Regions from separate parts of the Mus musculus genome. Here regions 2 and 3 are each linked to region 1. Evidence: chromatin loops called from intact Hi-C (ENCODE). Cell type or tissue: left cerebral cortex. All regions are shown on one strand. Each heading gives the region's core, and the rest is flanking DNA. Links, peaks and the distances in the headings are about the cores only. Region 1 holds the start of 5330413P13Rik (RIKEN cDNA 5330413P13 gene). Region 2 holds the start of Prn (prion protein readthrough transcript). Region 3 has its middle 15 kb from the start of Prn.

Region 1 (4,349 bases), core at 772-3,271:
AGCTTTAATGGGCCCCTGGTCAGCTTTGCAAATTTTGCTTGGTTAATTTTCACCAATTTTCTACTTCCTTTCAATATAGTTGGGTGTGTGTGTTTGTGTGTGTGTGTGTGTGTGTGTGTGTGTGTATGTGGACTTTGGTGTGGACAGGAGACTTAAGCTGAGCATTTTCCTCCATTGTTCTCCAGCTTATTTCTTGACGAAGGTCTGTAATATAAATTATATCCATAAATTGGCATGTGCCATCTGTGCGTGTTGAGAGCTGGCTCTGAGAACAAGCAGCTATGTTTATTTCACGTAGACTCCGGGACTCATTGTCCTGGGGCAGCCTGGCTCCTGCCTCTGTATCAGGGAGATAGGAGAATAGCAAGTGCCCTTGAAAACAGCCAGAAGGTAAACCATTTCTATAAAGGTTACTGTTTATCTCACAGTATAAAAAGGCACACGTCAGGGACTGGAGGCTTGAAACTCACCGGGGAGAGAGTCTGGGTCTGCTCAGGACTTCCCCGTCCCCGTCAGACCAGCATGGCTGTTTAGCAGAACTTCCCTAACCACTTCTACTACACATTCTAAACACAGTCGTTATAAACACCTGACGCGATGATGTTTTAAATCTGCCACTTGCTGCTCAGGCTTTGATTTTTGCTTACCTTTAATACACTCATTCTTTAATACTCAAAGTGCGGCTGCTGTAGATCATTCTCCGTCCCTCCCTGAACCTGAAGGTCATCGATTCTACTAAGTTGGCTGGCGAAAGAGGTCCAGAGAGCCTGCCTCCAACCCTGCCTTCTCACGACTGGGGTCATGGGCACCATTCCAGCATCAGTGTGAGATTGCGAGGGATGTGATCTCAGGTCCTCGCTCAGGCTTGCAGGACAGGGACTTACTGGGTAAGCCAGCTTCCAGCTTACACTGTGGTTGTCCAAGCTTACAGGGCACGTGCTTTCAAAAGGCTTCAGTGTGAGAGGGCTGAGTGACGCACGCTTGTCAAGATTCCTTTAACAACATTTTGCAACGCCCTCATGCCTCCTAGATCTTCAGGAAAATGAGTGTCATGGAAGCTAGCAGGAGAAGCTCCTGCCTCCTATAAGAAGTCCTTGCCCCTCTCACCCCTCCCCCACACCATCATCTCTCAGCTTACATGGTAGCTGTAAGAACCCAAGCAAACTTCCTTTCATCACTACTTGTTGGAAGCAACACGCCGTCCACAAGAATAAGCTGGGAGTCTTAACTCTGCTCTTGTAAATTCTGAAGAGGTTTTGTTGCTATCTTTTCATGGATCTACCACAATGATATGAAGGAATTTATCTCATATACCTTTCATGTGATGTCTTTGTTTCTGGAAGCACAAACCTGACTCTGGTCTTTATATGTGGCCTTATCTTCCCACATCCTTCCCTCAAGTACTCTGGGAAGAAAAAGAGAGATCCCTGCTAGACAGGAGAGGCTCTAAGTATTTTCAGAGCACAGTTCAAACACTAAGGCAAGTGCTACTGTTGACAGAGTTCCCCGGTTACTGGGAATCTTCCAGAAGCTGCTAAGTTTCTCCTCAATAGTCTAGCAGAGCACACACGTCCTGAATCAGCTGGCCAATGCAGAAAACAAGTCTTCATTCTATTGTTCTAGAGACTTTACAGTTTCAACACCACAAAGTTGAGCAAGCACTTATTAATTTGTATTCCATAAAGAATAGGGCATAGGCTTACAAGAAATATCTGCTTGTATACAACAAAAATATTCAGAATGGTTGTGTGTGGAGGTCACTTCCCAGAAATTCAGAAGGTATCTGAGACTATACATAAAAAGATCTGGGCAGCATAATCACACGTATACTGTCCCCCAGCCACAGACACCGACCACGGCAGGCTCTGGTCTCTGATAGACCTTTTTCAGTTACACGAAGATGACACCATTCTTGACAAACAGCGTTTTGTTGCTACAGAAGATCTGCCAGGATACCAGGCTGCTGTCTCATAGTGGATAATCACAGGGTGGGGGTGGGGGGTGGGGGTGGGTGGAGTGGCCCTGTAGGTCAAACGGGAAACAGCCTCCAAACCTACCTGGGGTCACTTCAATTGTTGTCTGCTGCCTGAAACAGGATGGGCTCCCTGTGAGCACAAGCCTGACAAAGCACACCATCACCAAGGCTACCTCCAGGTGGCCAGGGACCCTGCTGTGTACTGCCTTCTGACTGGCTGAGTCCTGCGTGGTTGCTTAGGAACTGTGTAGACTCCAGAGCACAGCTGTGCTGAAACAAAGCCGATTTCCCTTTTGAGGCTGTCACGAATTTCAGCTAGTAAAGGGAAGGATGTTGCTTTGAGCCAAACCTTGAGCAAATTAGATGGTTTGTGTGATCATAGATCCAAGCAGTTAGCTTTTTTAGTTTACACCTTGGAGGGGCATTAACAAACAGCACGAGACACACACACACACACACACACACACACACACATCAGTACGACATTGGTTTGTGTCGAGCATTGACACAGCTTGGATGATTTTACAGTTTTGACTGTTACTGAGCAGTGGTTTGAATGAGAATGGCCCCCATAGACTCATGTTTGAATGCTTGGCCCCCAGTTGGTGCAACTGTAGGAAGCATTAAGAAGTGTGGTGCCTTGTTGGAGGAGGTGTGGCCTTGCTGGAGGAGGTGTGGCCTTGCTGGAGGAGGTGTGGCACTGGCGGGTGAGCTTTGAGACTGTTCACATTCCCAGTGTGTGTTCTCCTTTGCGTTTGTGGAAGGAGGTGTGAGCTCCCAGCTGTTCCTGACACCGTGTCTCTGCTCCACCATCATGGACTCTAGCTCTCTGGAACTATGAACCCAATTAAGTACTTACTTCTCTAAGTGGCCTTAATTGTGGTAGTGTTTTAGTCACAGCAGTAGAAGAGTAACTGATACACTGACTGTGGAGACTTCTGCTCCCAAATCCTTTTGTTTTGAAGCTGTTGCCATTTGTATTTCTCAGGGGTTGGAGTGTTTGTTTGTTTCCATTAGCATTTATTAAAAAGGTAAAAGAAAAATCACTTGTTAATGTAATTCTTCACTGCAATCTGCAGGAAAAGAAAACCTTAAAATATGTATCTAGGAAAGAAACAATAAATAGGAACAAAAGCAAACTTAAAACACAAGCAATCTATGGTCCGTCATATCCCAAACAAGTGAGCATTCATTTACGCAAATGTTTGTAGCACTTTCGATTGTGATATTTCTTTTTTTTTCCATTTTTTATTAGGTATTTAGCTCATTTACATTTCCAATGCTATACCAAAAGTCCCCCATACCCACCCACCCCCACTCCCCTACCCGCCCACTCCCCTCGGTTGTGATATTTCAAAACTAAAAAAACGACACACAATGTTCTTCAAAGAGTAATGGTCATTGGGCTTAGTGACACCTGAAAGGCTGAAACAGGAAGACTTCAGATTTAAGGCCCACCTGGCCTCCAAAGTGGCACCAATCCTGCCCGACAATGAGGGTCTCATTTAGTGAGACCCCCTCAAAACTTAAATGAGGGCTCGGTAGACAGCTCGGTGGAAGAGCATTTGCCTAACCCGTGCAACGCCTTAGGTTTAATTGCCAATTCCACCACAAACCAAAACAACAGAGAAATAAAAATGGCAAGCACAGTTTGGTGCATTAGACAACAAGAAAAGCTAAACTAGGGATACCCATAACTACATCCTGTTCTCCAGCTTAGCTGAGTAAGTGTAGCTCTCACCCCTCACCAAAGAAACTTGGTTTTGTAGCAGATGCAGACCACACACACACCCCATACACACCAACCAACCAACCAACCAACCAACCAACCAACTACACACACACCCCATACATACCAACCAACCAACCAACCAACCAACCAACCACACACACACACATACACACATACACACACCCCTAATCAAAACCCAAGAGAACAACTGACCATGGGGTGTCCATTCCCCAGTTGATACATCTATAACACAACTCCTACACCCAAGGCTCAGAGAACATCTTAGAAGAGGAGACAGAAAGCTGAGAAGAAACAGAGGACCAGGAAGTCTGCTGTGAGATTGTGCCTTCTAGCTATGACAGGGAAGTTAAACCCAAGAAATCTCAACATGGCTTCCCAAACAGGACTGGAACAATTCCAACAACAATGGACATCTTAACATAAAGGAGGGAAATCTCATGAGACCCACCCACATCCAGATGAAAAGCACGGCAGTTATAACTACTGAGAGAGGGAAAGTTAGCCTGCCCCAGGGATGAACGCACTGATTGGTCTCCATCACCAAGTGGGCATCCCTAGAAACATGTGTGTGTGTGTGTGTGTGTGTGTGTGTGTGTGTGTGTGTGTGTGTGTGTGTGAGTG
Region 2 (4,349 bases), core at 882-3,381, 62 kb after region 1:
CTGTGCCACGTTGTCATTTCTAAGAAGACAGAAGTTGTCAAGCCTGTGCTTTGAGCCACAAGTGTGATAACCTACTTTGAGGCAAGTCGCTACTTCCCTAAGACTCTACCCCAATAGGCCTGGGGTCTGGAATGTGTTTAACACAGATGCAGGCTTCTGCCTTAGTGCAGGCTTGAGTCCTCATGTCCCTCTCTCTTTAGCTTTCCGTCTCAAGGCGCCTCTCCTTGGCAGAAAAAATCAGAGGCATAAAGCATACATCAGGGGGAAGCCAGAGTTTTCAGAGGGAGTTTTGTGATGGCCTTTTCAGAGCATTCTTGTCAAGACTAGTTTGCCTCGTTCTCTTTATTAAATGAAAGAAAAATAATGCAGTGTTGCAAATTAGCTTTGGTGATGGCTCCAACCATTGTCAGGTTCACAGTCTCATTCCGCCATTCAAAACAACAAACCCACCACACTCTCTATGCAGTGCCGTAACTCAAAACAGCCACCAAACAGCAGAAAGAGGCTCCCCGACTCCTCTCAGCCTTGCCATAAACTCGCCGGCCACATGCTTATTTTAAATTATGTCGTTTCTCCCAACAATGACCTCCCAAGTGCTTGGTTGACAGGCTTATACCATTATGCCCAGGCTTGCATAGCAACAATAACCAGGTAGGCTATTATTATAACCAGGTAGCTGCCGAGCTTCTGGTTGGTCCTCTTTTGTCTCTAGAAACCTCTCAACCCCCACCCAAAAAAGCTTTCATTGCCACTTCCTAGTGGGTAGAGAGCAGTCAGCCAATAGATATTTGATTCTTTGAGGAAAAAGCTGAGTTTTGATGTCTTTTAATCAAGCCTTTCAGAGTCCCTCTGTGGGGGAGGCCAGGTGGAAGCGGGGTGGGAAGCTGGTCCCTTACCTAAGCTAATCTAGACACCCTCCCACTCCTCCCCTGCCCTCTTGACAGATGCAGTCATCCTGATCACAATGAGTATTCTCTGAGGCAGGAAGGCAAGGCTCTGGAAGATGGTCAATGCCTTCATTAAGAACCCAGAGTAAAGGTCAAGCAGACACCAGCACCGCTGAAATCTAATTTCACTGTAATTGAATCATCTCAGCCAAAGGCTGTATTTTCCAGCCCTCTCATGGCCTCTTCCCCAACAACTGTCAACAACTGTGTGAGCCTACCCATGTATGCGCGCGCTCACACACACACACACACACACACAGGGTGGGGGGACACAAGGATTACACAAGAGTACTTAATAAACAACTATAATTCTCCTGGCTCGGATAGTTCCTTACCACCCTCTCTCCCTGGATCCTAATACTGGATACAAATATTTAATCCAAACCCAATCTTGTGTCTGTTAATGATCTTCAGTGTCTCGCCCTCAGCAAGAGGACAGGATATTATGTTTTCCCTGTGATTTATGACCTCTTCTGTCTCAGTATTGGCAGCAATTTATTTACATGGCTTTGGAGTGTGTTACATGTGTAGTATGGACATGAGGGTGCATGTCAACCTATGTGTAGAGGCCAGAGGTCAATGTCATGTCTTCCCCAATCACTGCCCAGTGGTCCCTGGATTCCAAACTCAGGTCCTCACGCTTGGGAACTGAGCCAGTGCCCCAGCTCCTAACCCTCCCCTGTTTTAAAAAGGTCTCATTATGTTGCCCAGGTCAGCCTTGAACTTGAGAGTCTCCTGACTGCAGGCTTTCACCTGTCCAAGTCAGCAGGCATCTTGAACAAGAACATCATTTCCTTTAAGCTGTTTCAGGCTGTGTTTGGTGGGAGCTGTTAAATGCAGTGCATTTTTTCCTTTGGACACAATAAAAGAAAAAAGTGATTAAATGAGTTGGGTGTGGTGGTGCGAGTCTACAATCCTAGAACTCACGAGATTGAGGGAGAAGCATTGCTTTGAGTTTGAGGTCAGCTTAAATTACTTAGTAGGAACACCAGGCCAAATTGGGCTATGGGATTGTCTCCAAAGATAAAGAAAAAAGGGAAGGAGAGAAAAGAAAAAGAAAGGAAAGAAGGGGAAAAGAAGGAATCAGCAGAGAATAAATAAGTCAACATGCAATGGCCAATATACTTTCTAGGCCTCTAATTCTTTTATAGTTTGTGGGAAAATGTCGAAAATCTTCGTTACCAATTTCTTGTTACCAAAGTTCAACGATGGCTTCCTCGCTCCGTTAGGTAACCTTTCATTTTCTCAACTACCCATTATGTAACGGGAGCATTGGGTACTGGATCAGTCTTCCATTAAAGATGATTTTTATAGTTGCTGAGCGTCGTCAGGGAGTGCTGACACTGGGGGCGGTTTAAACAGATACAAGCATTTAAGCCAGTCCGGAGCGGTGACTCATTCCCCCACCCCCCACCCCCCCGCGAGAGACGCGGCGCGGCCATTGGTGAGCATCACGCCCCGCCCCTCGCCCAGCCTAGCTCCCGCCTGCCCCGCCCCTTTCCACTCCCGGCTCCCCCGCGTTGTCGGATCAGCAGACCGATTCTGGGCGCTGCGTCGCATCGGTGGCAGGTAAGCGGGCTGCTGAAGCCAGGCCTTGGCGAGCACTCAGCCTTCCGTCGTCAAGCTCGGCTCACTGCGCCTCTCGGGGCCTTGAGGCCACGGGGACTAGGACTGGGACTGGGACTGGGGCTGAGTCTGGCTGGGAGGTGACTGTACACCCCCTGCTGCGCGACTCCTGGAGGAACCGAATCCCAGGGCAGCCAGGCCGGGAGCCAGCCTTTCCTTCCCGAGCCAGATTCACAGCTCAGCATCGCTGGGGATGGGGGTGGCATCTTTTGACTGTCCTTGGCTGTTTTCTTCTCTCTTTGTAGTAGCTACAGCGAACATAATTTTACCTCGTTATTCCACCACAGTCATTACTCCCTTGCACAGTTTCATTCTCAACGTCGCCGTGCGCCTTCACTGCCCTGTCTAGGCGTTTTCATGATTGTCTATTTTCTTGTACTTTGAATACCGTGGTTTAATAGCAGTTGCGGGTGCGCAGAATTCTCCATTTCCTTAAGAGAAACTCCTGGGAGAATGGGACTAAAGACGTGCAAATTTAATTATATCGCAAACAGGAATCAAAATTTTGCATTAAAATGCCAAACATCTTGAAAAATTAACTATTCAATGAAGAAAAGGAACTACTTTACCTACACACACATCCGAGAGCTTCGAGGAGGCGAAGGAAATAGAAAGCTAAGGGATGATTTGGGTTGTATTTGAATCTGACACAAGCTTTCCATATTATTTATAGCAGGGACTAAACGATGAGTCATTTTCTGAATAAGATGCAAATTAAAGCAAGTTTGTTTGTTGTCTTTACATCTATTAAATAGACAGAGACAATGGCAACAGCAACCCTAACCTAGAGGTTGCCTGAAAGTGTCAGGTTTGGGAACAAGTGGCCCTGCTTAAGGGCTAGAAAGATTGCTTTACAACCAACAATCATGACTTGACATTGCCTGGGGTTCCTTTTGTCTATTCCTTTTTTAAAAGACTAGTGTTTATTTTATGTGCATGAGTGTTTTGCATCCACATTCGCCTGTATACACACCTGGTTCTGTGGAGGTCAGGAGAGGGTGCTGGATGCCCTGGCACTAGAGCCGTGAATGGTTATGTGAGCCCCTGCCACAGGGGAGCTCAGAACCAAATCCAGGTCCTCTGGAAGAGCAACCAGAGCTCTTAAAACTTCTAAGTATCCCTCCATCCCCTTTCCATCATATTTGGAAAGGAGAAAACTGCTACCCATGCCTGGCATTTATTTCAGAGATTAACTGTCTGTGTAAAACTTGACATTGAAAGTGCACTATTCTGTTTCCCATTCATACTTAGTTGAGACTACTGTAAGTCAGTTAGGGCTTTTTTTGTTTGGTTCCTTGGTTAGTTTGGAGTGTGTTTGTGAGCTCATTAACAGGCTTTCAGTATGTAGCTGAAATTTGCTGTGTAGACCAGACAGGCCTCAAATTTGTGGCAATCCTCCCTGCATCTTCCCAGAATGCCCTGGTACAGGCATAAACCACCGTGCCCAGCAGTAAAACAATCTGGTGAGGTATTATTAGTCGTGTGCTGTGACCCAGAAACCCCACTCCTGGCAATTTACTGGGAAGGAACAAACAAAGGGCTAGGGGAGCCATATGGCCTGCAGTTAGAGAAAATTAGATCCAACTGAAAAATCAACCTAAAGGTGTAAAAGCCAAGCAGTTAAGAAACTGACAGGCTCATGATGGAAGCCGAGGCCATCGTGAACACTCTTCATTTTAGGCCCCACGTATCACTGGGGACAACTGAGAGTCAAAGTACAGGTAAGGAGACCAAGGCTTTTCAGGACTCAGGCTGTCTCAGTGAAAAGCCCAGAAG
Region 3 (4,349 bases), core at 695-3,194, 47 kb after region 1:
ACTGTACATATCATTTATTTTAAAGTCTGGAAAGAACAGTGACTGGCTGCTGACAGTGGTGGTTTCAGATTAGTATACAGTCAAGTATGCAAAGGGCGCTCTTAGGGTAAGGAAGGGTCTGGCCTCTGTGTTAAGTGAGGCCAAAGCTTATCATGCTGCACAAATGAATTGTTTACGTGTGGATTCTGTTGGTGAGTTTTAATTATATAATGCTGCAATTAAAAAAAAAGACTTCATTCTCAGAATGAATCAGAATCTCTAAGTGATTCTGGCTGTCCCAGACGTCACTGTGTAGACCAAGCTGACCTGCATCTCAGAGACTGTCCTGCCTCTGCCCCTCAAGTACTGGGATTAAAGGTTTGTGCCACCACACCCAGCTCAGCAATGAAAATTTAAAGGTTATATATTAAAGGTTATATACTAACACTTCTAGGTTTTTTTTTATTTGAAAATGTTTGAATATATGAATAACCAAATGATTTTTACCATATAAAACATGGTATTTTGAAGTCTGTTATGGGATGGTAGTGTCACTAAGTAACAAATACATTGCACTGCATAGTTCTCTCTCTCTCTCTCTCTCTCTCTCTCTCTTTCTCACTCTTGTAAAGCAAATAGCATCTTTTTTTTTTTTACATTTTTCAAGACTACTACATGGTATATCTAACTATGGTCACCCTGAGATATAGTCCAGCCCTTGAATTGTGATACCATTAACTATGGTCATCCTGCAGTCCATCCTTGATGTTTGTTCTGTTTGGTTACACACACACACACACACACACACACACACACACACACACACACACACACAGGACTGAGGTGCATATGTTACATATCAAAACATACCTGGCCTTCAGCTCCTCCCAGCATCTCTCAGTCCCTACCTGGCATACCCTGCCCCTCAACCCTAAACTTTCCAGCCCAGGGTCTGGGCTGCCCTCTCCCAAAGGTTCCTCCCTATATAATCCAGACATTTTGCCCTCTCCCTTCCTCTCTTCTATTTTCTCTGTGTGTGCCCTTTCTCTCTTTCTGTTCCCCCTGCCCTGCCCCCACCATGATGACTCCCCTAGACTCAATCCTTGGGGCCAGTGATCTCTCCCAATAAACCTGCCTTTAATATATTCTAATCTGGCTTGAATTGGCTCTTTTCACTGTCATGTTCCTCCTACCTATGTGTGTCTTCAGCCAACATCTCCTTCTTTACCTCCCACTCCCAATATCTCACCCTCTAGTAACCTTCATTTTCTGCTTTGCTCCCACAGTTTGAGTGTGCATTGTTTTTTATTTCTCTGTCTGGCTTATTTCAGTTAATATAGTATCTTCCGGGTTCTCCCTGGTGTCACAGCAAACAGCAGGGTTTCGTTCTCTGGCTGAGTTGTAGTCCATTATAGCTGCATACCACACTTGCTTTCTCCCCTGTTCATTGATAGACAAAAAAGTCTATCAGTGTGGCTTGGCCACTGTGAATGGTATTCCAGGAGAATTCAGGAACCTCTTGGACCAGCTGTTTTCAACTGCCGTAGGATATATACATTATATCAGGGTTGCTGATACAGTAAAAGTTAGTCTAACCTTTATCTTTTTGTGGAACCTTCACACTTTTCCACATGGCTATACTAATTTATTTTCTTAACATTTTCAAGTTTCTTTTTCTTGATATCCTCATCAATATTTCTCTCTGGGGATTTTAAAATAATACCCACTCTCTGTCAGTGTGGCTTTGATTTCCATTTCTGATGAGTAGTGATGGATAGCGATCTGTTTCATATGCCTGTTGGCCACTGTGTCTTCCTTTGGGAAATGTTGATTAGGTCTTGTAACTGGTATGTCTTTATTGCCAACTTGACTCCATTTTAAGTCACCTAGGAGATTGATGAGGTACACTCTAGGTGTGTTTCCAGGAGGGGTGGGAGAAGACAGTCTGTCACCATCCCATTGGCGCAGGGTGCAGGCAGAGTAAGAGAGGAAAAGGGAAGAGCTAACTGAGAACCAGCATCCCCTTGTTCTGATCCCTGGGCCAGCATGGAACCCACTGAGCTGCCTTGCTGTGCCTGAAAACCCAGATCTCACTAAAGTTTTCCGTCTTAAACTTGTCTGTATCAAAGATTTGGTCAGAGCTACAAGAAAAGCAACTGACAAGGTCCACTTTAAAAGCAGGTTGTCTGGGTTTGTTTTTTCCATTGAGTTGAATTCCTTAACTGTCCTAGGTATCAGCTCCTTGCTGGATGTTTATGATTTTGAATACTTCTTCCCATCTTGTTTCTCGCTTTCCACCCTGTTGATCGTTCTGTTGTGCCAGAGCTCTGCAGCATGGTGCAGGTCTGGACACTGTCAAAGGCTGGCTCTGTCTGCTGTAGGAGTGAACCACTCATTTTCTCATACTAATGAGTCTCTTGGCAAAAATCTCTCTCCTCAAACAGCTAACAGGGCAGAAGGACAAACATTTTGCCACTCAGCCATTCTTGAGAGTGTCAAAATGCATTTCTTTTTTTTTTTTTTTCATTGCATACACTAGCAAGATTTTATTGAAAGGACCCAGATGTAGCTGTCTCTTGTGAGACTATGCCGGGGCCTAGCAAACACAGAAGTGGATGCTCACAGTCAGCTAATGGATGGATCACAGGGCTCCCAATGGAGGAGCTAGAGAAAGTAGCCAAGGAGCTAAAGGGATCTGCAACCCTATAGGTGGAACAACATTATGAACTAACCAGTACCCCGGAGCTCTTGACTCTAGCTGCATATGTATCAAAAGATGGCCTAGTCGGCCATCACTGGAAAGAGAGGCCCATTGGACTTGCAAACTTTATATGCCCCAGTACAGGGGAACGCCAGGGCCAAAAAGGGGGAGTGGGTGGGTAGGGGAGTGGGGGTGGGTGGGTATGGGGGACTTTTGGTATAGCATTGGAAATGTAAATGAGCTAAATACCTAATAAAAACTTAGAATAGGCCTAACAGTCATTAAAAATCATCGCTAAGTGGTTCGATATTAGAAAATATATTGTAATTCATATGTACTGTAAGTCATGTGTTTGAAGGTATAGACAGGGAAGTGACATTTAACAAAGTCCATTCCTGGATTAACTTAATGTTTAGTATGATGGTAAACATAGATATTTCCTCACTATCACCCATGGTCCTGTGCTGAATGGTGCGGCCTTTACCGGAAGGACCAAGCAAGGGCAGCACTACTGCCCCTGGATCCACCACAGTTCTAAAAGCCTCCCCCAGTCCAAGCAAAGACAGAGAAATCATGGCAAATGCTACACAAAGGAGGCCCTGTTTGTCATCATAATTCATGGCTACTGTGAGCAAGTTCCTGGAATCGGAAGGGACAGCCTAGAAATGCCTTTGAGTGAATGTAAAGTCTCAAAAATGGTTTGAGACTTTAGCGAGTTGGCAGACTGTGAATTAGCATTAAAATGTTTTTCTCTAATCAAATGGAAAGTATACATACATACATATATATATCAAATATAATGAAAGAAAATATTCTATTCATAATAGCAATGAAAACCAACATAGCTAGAATAGAAATATTCTTGATACGAAGTGTACATGATCTGTTTAAAAGCCTGGAAGACAATGGCAAGGTCTCTGACAATAATGCAAAACAAACTGAAAGAGAACTATGAGAGATGCAAAGATCTGATTGGAGGCTAGAGAGACGGCTTGGTGGTTAACAGTAGATGCTGCTCTGGCAGAGGGAGGACCAGGTTCGAGTCCCCGCACCCACATGATACAGTCTTACTCCAAATGAAAGGGAGGGATAAGGCTATGGCTTAGTGGCACAGGTCTCACTCCACATGCATGAGGTCCTAGATTCAATCTCTAGTTCTGCTGAGGAAGGAGAACAAAACAAGAGACGAGAAAGTATGTCTGAGTTCTGCTGCAAACTCGATTTGCTCTCGGCAGTCATGGTCACACATGTTGTAAGCTCCTCCATTTTGCCTAAACAATGTCTGCTCTTCAAACTAAAGTAATTTGGCTCCCACAGATAAAGTAACTTGTGTTTCTAGAATCATCCCTCACAGTAATCAATGTTTATGAATACCTGACATTTTAAAATTGACTACTCATCTTACTTTCCTCACTGGATTAAAAGAAAAAAAAGAAAAAAAAGCTGCTTTTTAGTCCCCTTTCAATCTCTCTGCCTACTTACAAATAGATGGTGGGCACTCTGGTGCCCCTCTGCAAGCCTTGCCCACAATAAAGGCGTGCCATCTTCAAATTACTAATTCCCTTGTCTGTCTGTCCTTTTTTTTTAACATTTAATGTAATTTAATTTTATGTACATGTATATTTTGTCTACATGTATATCTGTGTGTCTTGTGCCCCCAAAGACCAGA

What was found. Hi-C counts contacts between places; a loop is a spot of excess contacts. Peaks named below come from ENCODE experiments on the same cell type or tissue, not always from the same donor. Only the 100,000 strongest peaks of a DNase experiment are listed, where the experiment ranks them.
Region 2: it touches region 1 in a loop (3-fold over the local background); 9 of 42 quality-filtered maps call a loop at or near these places.
Region 3: it touches region 1 in a loop (2.1-fold over the local background); 9 of 42 quality-filtered maps call a loop at or near these places.

Annotation. Positions count from the first base shown.
Region 1 is chr2:131,845,515-131,849,863 of GRCm38, forward strand. 5330413P13Rik (RIKEN cDNA 5330413P13 gene) reads right to left here and starts at 2,142. Exons shown (of 3, transcript NR_029381.1): 1 at 2,058-2,142. It also overlaps the pseudogene Gm14281. In left cerebral cortex, for the core only: a CTCF peak has its summit at 2,146; DNase peaks (open chromatin) are centred at 2,208 and 2,648; H3K27ac peaks cover 1,475 bases.
Region 2 is chr2:131,907,488-131,911,836 of GRCm38, forward strand. It overlaps Prn (prion protein readthrough transcript), which reads left to right and starts at 2,441. Exons shown (of 5, transcript NM_001278259.1): 1 at 2,441-2,516. Prnp (prion protein) reads left to right here and starts at 2,441. Exons shown (of 3, transcript NM_011170.3): 1 at 2,441-2,516. In left cerebral cortex, for the core only: no CTCF peak of the experiment used is centred there; a DNase peak (open chromatin) is centred at 2,407; H3K4me3 peaks cover 1,510 bases; H3K27ac peaks cover 1,880 bases.
Region 3 is chr2:131,892,987-131,897,335 of GRCm38, forward strand. No RefSeq gene overlaps it. Among named protein-coding and RNA genes, the nearest start is that of Prn, 15 kb to the right of the region's middle. In left cerebral cortex, for the core only: no CTCF peak of the experiment used is centred there; no DNase peak of the experiment used is centred there; H3K27ac peaks cover 351 bases.